Linked DNA regions of Mus musculus: region 2 is linked to region 1. The links are chromatin loops, found by intact Hi-C in ENCODE. Cell type or tissue: left cerebral cortex. All regions are shown on one strand.

Region 1 (2,500 bases):
GACGAAACACTACAATGGTAGAGTGGCGAGAAATCATTTTAACGTGGGAGGAACCCGCCAACACCCTTGCCCTTGCGCAGTTGGTTTGCATGGGCCCGTGCTACCCGGGACAGTTCAGAAGTTAATGTCCACCATGACCTTGCTTCACCAGGGAAGGTTGTAGAAGTGATTCCTGTGTATTAAGAGGCTCAGATCTTCCTCATGGCTTAAATGCTATAAAGCCTTCCACGAAGACCGTCATGGCACTCTAGCTGTTAAAGGACTAAGTCCATTCTATGAACAATTGACTTCAATCCCTAATGATTCCAAATTCTGAGGAAATAAGTCTCAAAAGTACTGTCTGCCAAGGCAGATAACTAACATTTATGACACCAATACTATCCTTCTCTCTCTGAGCACTCAATAGGCTCCCCCTTATTTAAAAAAAAAATTATCATTACTAATCTTAGTTTCCTGTCTCCTAATATCAAAATGAAACGGGGAAATAATTTTTAGTTTTTTCCCACTATGGTGAAAACCACCTCACTCAGAAATAACTGGTCTAAGCATAGCACCTTCTTAGAAAACAGTGCTTTCAAACCAACTATTATTATGGAGGGGTCTTAGAAGTCGGACAATAGAAGCATGTGAATCAGTGGTTATGTTAGACAGGTCCTTTTGGGTAAAGGGCAGAAACTATATCATAAACTCAGAAGATTTAGAAACACTTTCGTGTTTCCTTAGAATAACTGAATATCAGATATAATGAGAGACATCTGGGAGATTATTATTCACCAAGTCCTTATAGCCAAAACTTGTAAGCCCTTTTAAGAAGACTGTGTCACTATCATCTTGTTTCTTTTAATAAAAGCAATGACTTGGGATATGTAGAGAAAGTGAGCCAAACGTGCACAGTATACCCACCACACCCCTCAAAAATAATTTTTTAAAGGGTTTGGTAAGGAGCTGTCAAAAAAGAGCTGAGCCTAAGGAAAGGCATGACTTGGGTGAGTCAAGAGAACTCCCTGCTCACACAACCCAGACGGTGTCCCCAGATGAAAGACCAAAAAGTGGGGAATCAGGAGAAACCGCCTGGATGCTTCGGGAGTGGATGGCGGGCGCGGTCGCTCTATCCACCTCCCGCTAGGTACCCGTCCAGCAGTCACCGGGGACGCCGGCGGACAGCAGCCCGGTCCTCCCCGCGCCCTGCAGCGCCTCCCGCCGCTGCCTCCATCCCCGCTCCTCGAGTCCCCGAGCCGTCGCCCGGCGAGGGCCGTTCCCCGCGGCGCGCTCGGCACCTTTGATGACGCGCTCGGTCGTGGAGAACTGAGGGCGCCTCACGGACATGGTCTCCTCCCGGCTCCGGCGGCCCGCTGGACGCAAGCCGCCGCCTTCCTCCTAGGCGGGCTGCGCTCGGCGAGCGGGCAGCCACCGTGCCGGGCCCCGGAATACGGGGCGTCCTCGGACGGCGGCGGCCGCAGCGCCGCTCCCTCCCTGCGGCGGCGCCCGCGGCTCGGCGGGGACGACCGCGTCGAGAGCTACGGCGACCGCGGCTGAGGGACACAACTAGGGAGACCGCGGCTGCGCGCGGCTGGGGCCCCGCGTGCGCGCCTCCGCGCTCACAACTTCCCGGCGGCCTCGAGGGCCGCAGCCGCGCTCTGCGCACGCGCGGATCTCGGGTCTCAGCTCCGGATTCACTGCTGACCGCCGTCCGCCTCGCGTGGGGCAGATGCTCTGGACGCCCAACCCTGACCTGTAGCTTCTCAAACCAGCCGCTGGGACCTCGGAAGCAGCTGCGACCTTGGGACCAGGCAGGTGTCCTGATTCTTGGTGGCTGCCACTGAGTCTGTGTCCCTCTCATCAGAGAGAGCCCCTATCTCATGAACGCTCTCTCCGTTATCACTGGGGTCCTCCACCCACTTTGTCTCCATAAGAAATTAACCATTCTACCCTGTTTCTCAGGTTACCCTCTCCCATTCACCAACCCCCAAACTTTGAAACCCCTGTCAACTTCATGTTTGTTGCATACAGCTTGTATCTAGCAGCCTAAGTACCTCCGTGGCCATCCTACTCCAGTTCAGCTCCTGGGAGAACCCCGTTTCTGAGAAGCGGTGTCTCCCTTTCTATATACATGAGACAGCAGTCACTCACTGTCTTCTGGGACGCTAGCCCAGGCTTCCTTGAGAAAGGGAATTGACTTCTAACCGATTTCCCCTTATATTGTCACCTGCCTACTTGGACGCATCTATTCCACTGTGGAATAGTGACACACAGTGACACCGCACCTGCCTCCCTACCGTGTGTGAGTGTGTGTGCGCGTGTCATGTATGTGTGGTGTGGAGTAGGTGTGTGTGCATGCATGAAGTGTTTGTATTTGTGTGTGCTGGTGAGCTGGCCCATACGAGCACATATGGAGGCCAGAGGTCGAGGCCATCCTCTAGTGCTCCTACCTTAAATTTAATAGACAGGGTCCCATTAAACTTGAAGCTGACATGCCTGCTAGACTGGAAGGCCAGCAAAT
Region 2 (2,500 bases), 150 kb after region 1:
CTAACCGGGGTGAGTACTGTTCATTCATTACTTACTCTTCTTTGATCTTCCGACTGATGATATTTGGGGTGAAGGTTTTCTGAAAAGTAAAACACAGTACTGTATTTTCGATGTGCTCAACTGACCAACAGTCCTGGGATGGCTTAGAGAGACAGGTAGACTATCACCAGTAGCCCCCAAGGCAAAGCTAAAATGCTTTATCCTGTGTTTGCTATTCCTTTTCAGAGCTACTCGGTACAGTTACATCTACTGTTACACACATAACAGGAGGGGACAAAGAGCAGTTACCGGCATGCCTAAGATTCATCACTTACTAGATTATTAGTTTTCAATACTGACATCCACAGAGTTATGAACACTCGAAATTGCAAGTAAAGCAATTTTGTCTGGCTTTCAAGGGATTTTGTAAGGAGCCCAGAACATAATAAGCACTTCCGGATGTCTTGAATCAACTAGATTCACTGTCTTTTAATTGCCTAGGAGACCCTGTCAGTGTCCTGTACCAGCACCTAGGTTTGCAGGTCTCTCTAAAGGCTGACATCCCACCAGGGGCCCAAGGCAGCACATGAATGAACATCACGAGTCGCCTCCCTACGGCCTGGGTGGGTTTCTATACAAACGCGCTCGCAGGTACCTTCTTGACTCCGCCAAGGGTGAGGTCCCGGGAGCGGATGGAGGGAAGGCGACCGGGCGTAAGCGGGGGTGCGGGCCGCCGGCCGATCAGCCCCCGGCCCCCAGAGAGAAGGGGTCGCGGCCCTCCAGGATTGCTGGGCTCGCCCGCCGCGTTTCCTTCCGACATGGTTCCTAGAAGAAAGTAGGCAACAAAGTGACTCCAAGGGCTGGACGCGAGGACCCTGGGCGGAACCGCACCCACGTGGCCTCCCGCCCCCCGCCCGTGCGTCGCTCTCGCTGCAGCTCAGCTCCTCCCCGTCCCACGTGGCGAGGCTTCCCGGAGCGCCCCACCCCTAGCTTTGGACTCCGTCACCTGCCCTTTCCCTGGGGACTTCGTGACGCACCTGCGTGGAGGCTCTGCGCCGAGTATCACAACCTCACCTCCGACTAGAGCAACCACGGGCCGCGGGTCTCCGGGCAAGGCGGAAGTCTGCGTGGCAAGGACCGGGCGCTGCCATCTTACCCTGGGGCGGAAGTGACATCAAGGGGGCGTGACCTGACCATAGTATTTATCCGACGGTGCCTCGCCGCCCTCCGCCTTCTCTTCCCGGTTCTTCCCGGAGTCGGGAAAAGCTGGGTTGAGAGGGCGAAAAAGGATGTGGGAGGTGGACTGTAAGCTGTGCCGGGGTGTGACTCGTGGGGGCGTGTCTCGGCCCCTGGCAGGGAGTAGAGGTGCGGTCCTCGGGGTCGGAGGTGGAGGGGCTCCAAGGTCGCCTACCTGCTGTATGTGGAGTCCACACTGCGCAGCCTCTGGGAGCAGTGGGGTCGCCGCTCGGGATGGGGCTCCGGACATAGGGAGCTTAGAGCCCTCAGGCCGTGGCTGGCTGCAGCCTCCCTGCGTTGACCTTGGCGTGGTCATTGCACCTTCGGGCTCGACCCTTTGCTCGCGTGCGCCTTCCCTTGCCGGTCCCTGGGGTCTTGGGGTGTCACCCTTAACGCAGTTTGGACAGAGCAGCCAATAGCTCTTCTCATCTACCTGGGCCCATGACTGCTTAGTCAAATCTGGGAAGCCTTTGGAACTGAAGTTTGCTCTTCAACTGGAAGGGTTTTTGTTTTTTGATTTTTGGTTGGGAGGTGTGGGTATTTTTAAGACAACCCTGCTCTGTAACCCTATCTAGTCTGGAACTTAAGTAGACCAGGCTGGCCTCGAATTTGCAGCAGTCCAGTCTCTTCACTCATCCCTCAGTTGTAGGGATTACAGATGTACACCACCAATCCCAGCTGAAAAATTTTTTTATTGTAATGTGTGGTTGCAATCTAATCTGGGGGGGGGGGAGTCATTTAATGTTACACTACAGCGACCCCAATACAAATAAAAAGGTTATGTAATTCTAGGGAAGGAACCTATTTCTGCTGGAATTCCATAGGCTGCTAGCATTAAAATATTTTTGATGTACTGTAATATTGTGCCACACAATAGTGTATTCTTTGTCGGAGACAAATGACCAATGGGAGGATATATATGTGCATATTTATATGTATATATCGTAACTTGTTTCCTTAATGGGGCACTTACTTTAAATAGGTATGTTGTTAGAAATAGCTAGTGTACATTTGATACATCCAACTTTTTTGCTTTCTTGTAGATTATATCCCTAGGAAAGAGTTTCAGAAAATGTACATATTAAAAGTATACTTTGCTGGGCAGTGGTGGCACACGCCTTTAATCCCAGCACTTGGGAGGCAGAGGCAGGTGGATTTCTGAGTTTGAGGCCAGCCTGGTCTACAGAATGAGTTCCAGGACAGCCAGGGCTACACAGAGAAACCCTGTCTCGAAAAACCAAAATAAATAAATAAAATGAAAATAGTAAATAAGTAAACTTCATTT

The links. Peaks named below come from ENCODE experiments on the same cell type or tissue, not always from the same donor. Only the 100,000 strongest peaks of a DNase experiment are listed, where the experiment ranks them.
Region 2: it touches region 1 in a loop (8-fold over the local background); 1 of 42 quality-filtered maps calls a loop at or near these places.

What each region holds. Positions count from the first base shown.
Region 1 is chr14:70,287,904-70,290,403 of GRCm38, forward strand. It overlaps Ppp3cc (protein phosphatase 3, catalytic subunit, gamma isoform), which reads right to left and starts at 1,594. Exons shown (of 14, transcript NM_008915.3): 1 at 1,278-1,594. The coding sequence starts at 1,326. In left cerebral cortex, a CTCF peak has its summit at 1,490; DNase peaks (open chromatin) are centred at 1,324 and 1,592; H3K4me3 peaks cover 2,086 bases; H3K27ac peaks cover 1,519 bases.
Region 2 is chr14:70,442,317-70,444,816 of GRCm38, forward strand. It overlaps Polr3d (polymerase (RNA) III (DNA directed) polypeptide D), which reads right to left and starts at 1,155. Exons shown (of 9, transcript NM_025945.3): 1 at 1,017-1,155; 2 at 635-804; 3 at 36-79. The coding sequence starts at 799. Mir320 (microRNA 320) reads left to right here and starts at 1,194; the gene lies at 1,194-1,275. In left cerebral cortex, no CTCF peak of the experiment used is centred here; a DNase peak (open chromatin) is centred at 1,089; H3K4me3 peaks cover 1,816 bases; H3K27ac peaks cover 1,420 bases.